2 separate regions of the Homo sapiens genome follow, and region 2 is linked to region 1. A link is an interaction called in ENCODE POLR2A ChIA-PET data of the cell type or tissue named here. Cell type or tissue: Panc1. All regions are shown on one strand. Links, peaks and the distances in the headings refer to the core of each region. The heading gives the core; the rest is flanking DNA.

Region 1 (4,513 bases), core at 323-4,322:
ACAATGGCTCCTGGCTGCAGCCTCCAAGAAAAGCCATCCATGGGAGACCCACCTGTCCCTCCGCAAGCCTTCGACCCGCTCTACCTCCAACTCCTGCACAGACTCCGGGCTGTCCGTTCAAATAGCTGGCACCTCGTCTGCCCATCTCCATGACACGAGGTGTATTTATTTCCAAGAACATGCCCCAGAGGAGGGGCTCACGCTCTTGCAATTACCGCGCCACCACCTGGAGGCAGGTGCACAGTGAGGGCACCCACTGGATGATCAAGATCCCAGCTGTCCTGGAATGCCACCCAATACCATCCAAGAGGAGCAAGGTCAGGGTCGGAGGCCTAGACCTCTCTGGCGGCCTCCATTTCTCCTTCCGTACATGAGGTGGCTAAGTTCAGAACTCAGGGCGGGTGGTGTGGACACTCTCATTTAGGGATGGGGATAGGGGTACATGAATCCCTTCCACCAAGCACCTGGAACTCTGGGAGATTTTGAGGCTGGTGGCCAAAGGCATCAGGACACACACACCTGGTGGCACCTGGGTGACATCACAGAGATGTACAAGCTCACATTGTAGAAGGCCCCACAGTGGACAGGGCTTGGGGAGGAGGGCTTGGTCCCCCTACCTCAGAGAGGGAGAAAAGGACATAAAAGCGGGGAGGGATGGTCAGGTGCAGTGACTCACACCTATAAACCCAGCACTCTGGGAGGCCGAGGCAGGAGGATTGTTTGAGCCCAGGAGTTCAAGACCAGCCTGGGCAACATGGCAAAACTCATCTCTACAAAATATACAAAAATTAGTCTGGTGTGGGGGCATGCACCTGTAGTCCCAGCTACTTGGAAGGCTGAGGTGGGAGGATCACCTGAGCCGGGGGAGGTCGAGGCTACAGTGAGCCATGATCGCACCACCGCACTCCAGCCTGGGTGACAGAGTGAGCCACTGTCTCCAAAAAAAAAAAAAAAGGAGGCGGGAGCTTAGGAGAGGAGGCCGTCAGGGCCGGGGAGGGAAGTTCATGGAAACCATCCCGAGGGAAGCAGCGAGGAGTCTCCCCCGGGACACCCGATCGGCCTCCTCGTGCCCCACACAGCCTCCAGCTCCTGCCTCCCTGGCCATCGCATTCCAGGTCACTGGCCTTGGGGCCCCTCCCTTCCCTGATGTCGGCAGTCATTCCCAGGAGGGTGGGGGAAAGAGTAGGGGGGGCCTCACCCTCACCTCTCGGTGCTCAGGGCTCTGGCCAGTCCTTACTGTTCAAGAAAACAACCTCAGCTTCCCGGAGGGACCCCCGGATGCCAGGCAGAAGTGGGGGCTCTGGGCCCAGCTCCCACACTCGACCCCAGGCAGACACCCGCCTCTGGGTGCTCTCTAGGACCTTTGCCACCCACGTGCTGGGAGCCTGTGCACCCAGGCAGGGCAGGAGGACAAGGTCACTACCATCTCCAAGGTCACTGCAAGCTCCTCCCAAACTGAGGCCTGGAGGCCCTAATATAACCCACTCCCAAGGTCCACCCCTCCTCCAGGTGGCCTGCCCCACCAAGCTGGGACCAGTGCCCTTCCCTCTGGGGTGTCCCACCCCACCACCCGGCCAAGCGCCCCGAATCATCAGGCCTCCCTGAGCACCAGCTGAGTCGGCTCAGGGCACTAAACGCTTACCAGAAGGCAGGCAACCCCGACAGTGCCTAAAACAGAAGGGGCAAGATTGCCACTTAACAGACCAGAGAACCAAGGCTCAGAGATGGGAAATAACTCATCCAAGGTCACGCAGCCCACACAAGGACTGGAGATCCGAAACAAGCCTGGCTCCCCAGCCTTGCCGTGCCCAAACTGTGGCTGGCCTCAGAGCCACCTCCGGAGCTTGTTTAAAATGCAGATTCCTGGCCCCACCCTAAAGATTTGGCTTCAGCAGGTCTGGGATGACCCAGGAATCTGCACTTTAGCTTGTGAGCTCCCCGGTGGTTCTGACAGGAGGAGGCTTCGGGTCACACACTTCCCAGAAATACAGCTACACCACATGACTCTCCAGACCTGAAACGCCACGTGTAGAGGGTATAGGCAGGACTATGTAAGAGGCATCCCGAAAGGTCGCTTCTGGAAGCTCCTACAAACAGCCAAGAAAGCCCCGAGGTTCTTCAGTCGATCCAAGTTATCAGAGCAGCAGAAATGGGGGTGCTGGACGGTAAACGTCTGCCCAGCACCCCCAGCAGCTCCTGCCCACCTGTCACACCGTGGAGCTCCAGGAGTCAGAAATACTTTTCTTGCCATGGTGTGGCAGTGACCTCAGAAGGGCTGCAGGGGAATCACTCTCCCACCACTCCGCCCCTAATGCATTTACAAAAAATAACAACCCTCCCATCTCAAGCCTACCTCAGGAAAAAAATCAGATACAGCATGGGTTAGAGTGAGAATGGGTTTTATTTTTTATTTACTTTTTGAGACAAGGTCTTGCTCTGTTGGCCAGGCTGGAATGCAGTGGTATGATCATGGTTCACTGCAGCCTCAACCTCCTAGGCTCAAGTAATCCTCCCACCTTGGCCTCCCAAAATGCTGAGATTACAGGCGTGAGTCACTGAGAGAACCATCAAAGGGGCACCTAGCTGTGTGACTCTGGGAAAACCAGTTTCCCTCTCTGGGCCAGGGATTCCCCAGTCCGACTGTCCTCTGAGGTCCCCCTCTGCTCAGGAATGGTCCAAACTCACCCTCTCTAACACAGGCCACAGCTGTGCTAAAGCCGCCATTCAACCCAATCTCATGACTCAGCACTCCTACCTGATGCAGGGGCTTCTGGCTGCCCTCCTCAGCGTCTGGGCTGGGGAAGGTGCCAGGAGAGCCCCTCTGTGAACAGACTCGCATTTGGGATGGCCTCAGGGCTACCCTCCCTTCTCTCCCAAAGCAGCAGAAATGGGATCCCGGTCTGCAGATAATCAGCCTGGGGCTGATATGTCCCTGGTGAGGCTGCCAAGTGGCAGAACATTACAACAGAACACCGTGGAGGCCTTCCCCATCGCCCAGCTCACCTTTCCTTTCCTGAAGGAAAGAAGCAGACATGTTCCTTCCCTGTCCTCTCCTCCTCTTGCTCAGCCCGGCCCCCTGCATTCCGGGGGGTCTATCCACAGGAGTAGGACATGGAGGAGCTCAGGCTGGCCTCTCTCTGGAGCCAGGACTCAGGCATTCGAGGCTCTGCTTGCTGTCATGTGGCCCTCCCTGGACTGTTGTCCCCCATGCTCCTGCCCCCGCCCCCCATGCTGCCACTCCAGGACTGAGTGCCAACAGCTCATTCTCGACACCTGGGTTCCGAAGCTCCGTTTGCCTCCATGAGGCTGGCACACAGCAAATGCTCCAAATGCTCAATTGACTCGCTGGCAGAGCAAACTGGATGCAATGGCAGCAGAGTCAAGTGAACCAGCTCCACAGCCCTGCCCATCACTTACTAGCTAAGTGATCTTGGGCACATGACTTAACCTCTCTGAGCCTCAGTTTCCTCATTTTAAAAGAGATGAGAATCCCAATTCATAAGATTATTGTAAGAATTAAATTAGCTAATGTCAGCCACACATGGCAGCTCATGCCTGTAATCCCAACACTTTGGGAGGCTGAGGCAGATGGATCACTTGAGGTCAGGAGTCTGAGGCCAACATGATGAAACACCATCTCTATTAAAAATACAAAAATTAGGCAGGCATGGTGGCGGGCGCCTATAATCCCAGCTACTCAGGAAGCCGAAGCAGGAAAATTGCTTGAACCTGGGAGGCAGAGGTTGCAGTGAGCAGAGATCATGCCACTGCACTCCATCCTGGTTGACAAGAGTGAGACCCTATCTCAAAAAAAAAAAAAAAAATTTAAGAAGTTAGCTAATGTACATGAAAGCATCTGGCAAGCTTTCGAGAACTATGGAAACGTTATTTATGTGATTATCAAAAGATAACAGTCGCCTTATGAGAAATCCTAGCCCTCTGATATATTAGGGTAATACTGATAACATAAGAAGGGCTTTCACACCTGTGTACATGGCTGAGGAAATCAGTTTAAAAGAATTAATGAATCATCCACCTCAAGTCCCTAAACCTGACTGGTTTCCCAAGAACAATGAGAAGATAAGTCCTCAGCTAGACAGCTGGGATCTGTCAGGACCCTCTGCTGGCGTTTTTCCCTTCCAATAATTTGAAGGCAATTAGGGCAACTGATTAAAATTCCAGAGACAGAGCAAAACAAAGCATGACTTATCTGTACACTCTCCTCATTAGACAACGAGGCCACAGTGGAACCAGCCTGCTCTCTCTCTCTCTCTCTCTCTGGGATCCACCCATTCCCTCCCATCCCTCTACAACCATTGCTTGGGATCTCCCCACGAGCCCGACCACCCACCCAGGAGCCCACGGACTCGCCTGGAAAACCACACTGGCCACCGTCCAGCACTGGGGAGGCCAGACACGCCGGGCTTTCCAGGGCAGTCTCGCCTGTCTCATCTAGTATGACAGAAAAGGAGTCCCCAGGCCAACAGGCTCAGGACCATGTCCGACTATGTCA
Region 2 (4,232 bases), core at 1-4,000, 930 kb after region 1:
GAAACACAATAGGTTTCAATGACCTTGTTAATGAATGATGAAATTACTGATATCCTTATACATGAAAAGGGAGCACCTCATTTTAAAACACAAAATGGTCCATATCTTGAACCATACATGCCATATAGAGCCAAAGTCGTGTATAATCTAATAAAGTAATTTACCTAACTTTGACATAATCAGAAAGAAGCCATCTATAAATAGCTTTTGTGGCATGAGTCATAAATGTTCTTCCTTTGAAACTTGTCTTCTGTAGAAACCAGGGCAGAGCTCCACAGTGATCCAAATGGAAACTTAAAAAGAAAGAGGCTGCATTAATTCTTAAAATTATTATCCATCAGATACCATGTAATGAAACTGTTGCTTACTGTACAAAACAAGTTTTATATAAACAACTATGTGCTGATACTTTCAGAAAAACCAAGAGTAGGTATGTGTAGAAGGAAGAAGTAATGCATACAGTTCTAAAATGGAGGAAAGATGTTTAAAGTATTGTTTTTAAACAGCAAAAAACTTTATTAGTGAATTAGGGAGGAAGAAGAATATCCCAAGCCTACTCCTGGCAGCCAGAATTACAGCAAACATTTTAACAGAATAAAGTTGAAACATGGATATCTCCCTGAGGTCACTGTCTTGTCACATTTTTCTATATGAACTCTATTTAAAAATAGTTTCAATAAAGGTGAAATGGCGTTCTTATAGAAGAATGTGATAAAACAGTGACCTCAAGGAGATATCCTGGAAAAGGGCTTTCTTAGTCTCAAGTTTTACAATGATTCAAGTTCTGTACTATCTCCTTCTCACATACTCACTGAACTTATACATAGAGGTAGGTAAGTTTTTCATAGCAAACTTCTCTAGCCTGTGATGACATTACGGAGTGTTGGTTTAGACTCAGATGTCTGCAATATGCTTCCTAGCAGAAAACACTCTTTTAAAAAACCAAACTCTCAAAATCTAGTAAAGAATGATCTTGATAGTAAAAGTCCGTGAAAAAGTGTCATTAATAAAGGGAAAAACTTACTGACTAATTAATAGGAGATCAATCTCAGCTGGGTCAATTAAATCAATATAAGGAAGAGCATCCATTCCTTCTAGGCCAGGGTGGATCCCACAGTCGAGCTGAAAGAAACAGGAAAAGAGATCACAATCTCCTGCACATTTTATTAAAATTCATTCGGCAAATAGGCAATAATTCTAGTTCCATCACCCATATACTCAAGATGGACTCCAGGCACTAGCACTTGGAACATGATTCTTATTAAATGTGGCAAATATGCCATTAACAATTCTAACTTCCCAACAAATTTAAAATATAGCTCACATTTAGGGGTCACAGGATGCAAAGTACAAAACAGCTTCTTTCCAGCTACTTTTGGTCGTCATTCTAACAACGAATTAAATCTTTTTCAAAAACTTTGATATCAGATTAAAATTTTAAAAGTTTATAGATTTACTACTACCAGATCGACTCTCGTGAGAAGATAATAATTAGAAATGGGAAACTTACCTGATCAGGGTAATTTAAATATTTTAAGGCATTAGGGAACAAATTCTTAAGACTCAGTCATTAAAGTTACTTATTTTTATGGCGTTACTACCAAATTAACAAAACAGATGACTAAAAGGATGACTATGTCTGACCTATACATGTTCTTTTCAGATTGGGAGGAGTTGAGAAGAAAGAGGAATCAAAGGAATCTGAGACACAGAACTGACTTTCTAATGAGTACCTTAGAAACTATCTCCTCTAACCCCTCTACCTTTCAGGCTTAGAGAAGCAAAGTGACTTGGCCAAGGCCGGCAGCCCCAGTGGGACCTGGGGATCCAAGCTTCTAGGCCAAGGCTTGATCCCCACATGCTGGAGGCGGCTAGAGCTCTCAGTGTGTTCAGAGTGCTTGGGCCCTTGGGATCTTCCACTGGGGGTGGGGCAGTTAGGCTGGCTCAACCCTTCAGGAGTGGAAGAGGGACTTTGAAGAGGTAACAGTTCAACAGATCTAGCTGACAATTTTACAGTCATAGAATATATCTTCTTAATCAACTAAATTACTAAGTAGAAGTGTGTATTAGTTTTTCTCATTAACACTATACAGCATAGATTACATGTACTATAACATTTTTCTGGGAGCTAAAAAGATAACTAGTCTATGAGAAAAGACTAACACCCAATACAGACAGAGCCATACTATTAAACTGAGTACAAAAATAGTAATTACCATTATTTTTCTTCCTTTGAACTCGAGAATAATACATGATCTTCCTACTTCTTGCCCAGCTCCACTGTAAATATTCAAGGGGAGAAAAAGAAGGATTAAAAAAAATCAAAACCAAGTCCAATAAACTTACACTTTTTTACAATGTACACTACATGCCATCTGATGACAGCACCTCACTGAAAAATTCTGAGACGTAAGAGAGTTCTACAAAATCACAAAGACAGGGAAGAACAGTGTCCACATGAGAACAGATGAAAACTGATCCTTGGGAGTCCAGGGATCTTGCAGTTCTTAAAATTAAGAGAGAAGGCGGTACAGATCCAAGAAGCCCAAAGGTTTGGGCTTGATTTAAATTCAATTTTCTGAATTTTAGGATTAAATTATAATGTATTTAAAATGTAAACTAGCAGTTACGCAGATTATATAATAATACTTCTAGAATTAGCACTTAAGTAGAAAGCCATAAGCATTTCAACACTGTCATCTTCTTTAAGATCATAATGTGTATTTGCCAAATGGCTTAAATTTAAATGGCCGGGTGCGGTGGCTCACGCCTGTAATCCCAGCACTTTGGGAGGCCGAGGCAGGCAGATCACGAGATCAGGATATCGAGACCCATCCTGGCTAACACGGTGAAACCCCGTCTCTACTAAAAATACAAAAAATTAGCCAGGCGTGGTGGCGGACACCTGTAGTCCCAGCTACTCGGGAGGCTGAGGCAGGAGAATGGTGTGAACCCAGGAGGCGGAGCTTGCAGTGAGCTGAGATCGCGCCACTGCGCTCCAGCCTGGGCAACAGAGCGAGACTCTGCCTCAAAAAAAAAAAAAAAAAATTTTTTTTTTTAAAATACTTATTCATACTGTGAATTTCAATCACTTTTTCTTCTACTTTCTGTTATTTCAGCATATTTTATACCAACTACTTACATAATTTTTGTTTCTTCTTAATAATTTCAGCCATAATTTGCAATGGTCACAAGGCACACTTTAAGTTAAACCTCATCTTTCAAATCCCTCACCTTCTTTGATGCCTTTTCCCAACCATTCTAGCTCACAATCCACTCACTCACTCAACATTAAGCAGCTTCTATTTGCCAAGCACTGGATTAAGTGCCTAGGACATGGAAATGCCTTACAGGGACCCTGACCTCAAGGAACTCAGTCAGATGGACATGCAATGGATCTATCCCCAAACTGAGATCCTACCTCCAAACAGGTGTTGATACAGAAGATCAAACAACTGTGGATGAGAGCCGCCATAAATTCCTGGCCTTCCACTTTTTAAACATTTTTTATTTGTAATTATTGTGGATACCCTGGCCTTCCACTTTAACTGGCCCTCAATGTTGCCTGGCTGTTTTCTCCATTTCATTTCCATATCAACTATTTTCAAACTTTCTTCCCTTTCCCAAATTTTCCAACCTTCTATCCTCTTCTTCACTTGAGGCATGGGCCATCTTCTGCATCAAAAAAATAAACAGTCCATTTGTAAATTTCCTCAACTTCATGTTGGTACAATAATTAAGAATACATGTACCAACAGGGTACCAACCTGCCCACATCTGTCTCCTTCTATTTCTCCTCTATAGATAGAATAGACCTCTCTTTCCACAATGAAACTTTCCACCATTCTACTCTACGTACTCCCTCCCTCCTTCTGAGGAACTCAACACTGCTGTGTCATTGACATTTTCCTCACTGTCTGCTCTTTACCATCCAATCCAAATTTAAACATACTACAGCCATGTTCATCCCCAAATTAAAATCCCTTGACTCTAAGCTCCTTTAGTTCCCACTTTATTCTTTCCCCAGACCACCTCCCAGGGCAGTGGACCCTCTTGTACTTCCTCACCTTCTACTCGCTCCTCAATTCGCTATACTCTGGCTTTTACCAATCACTTTTCTGAAACTGTCCTTGCTGCTCAGTAGTCATTTCAGTCTTTTTTTTTTTTTTGAGACAAGGTCCCCCTATGTTGCCCAGTCTGGCCTTCAACTCCTGGGCTCAAGTGATCCTCCC

What was found. Peaks named below come from ENCODE experiments on the same cell type or tissue, not always from the same donor. Only the 100,000 strongest peaks of a DNase experiment are listed, where the experiment ranks them.
Region 2: POLR2A ChIA-PET joins it to region 1 with 14 read pairs; 2 of 35 experiments call an interaction of 5 or more read pairs at or near these places.

What each region holds. Positions count from the first base shown.
Region 1 is chr2:10,361,028-10,365,540 of GRCh38, reverse strand. All of the region lies in intron 1 of HPCAL1 (hippocalcin like 1), which reads right to left. Among named protein-coding and RNA genes, the nearest start is that of HPCAL1, 60 kb to the right of the region's middle. In Panc1, for the core only: no CTCF peak of the experiment used is centred there; no DNase peak of the experiment used is centred there; H3K27ac peaks cover 2,193 bases.
Region 2 is chr2:9,426,813-9,431,044 of GRCh38, reverse strand. It overlaps CPSF3 (cleavage and polyadenylation specific factor 3), which reads right to left. Exons shown (of 18, transcript NM_016207.4): 2 at 2,217-2,280; 3 at 1,025-1,122; 4 at 165-293. Among named protein-coding and RNA genes, the nearest start is that of CPSF3, 5.3 kb to the right of the region's middle. In Panc1, for the core only: no CTCF peak of the experiment used is centred there; no DNase peak of the experiment used is centred there.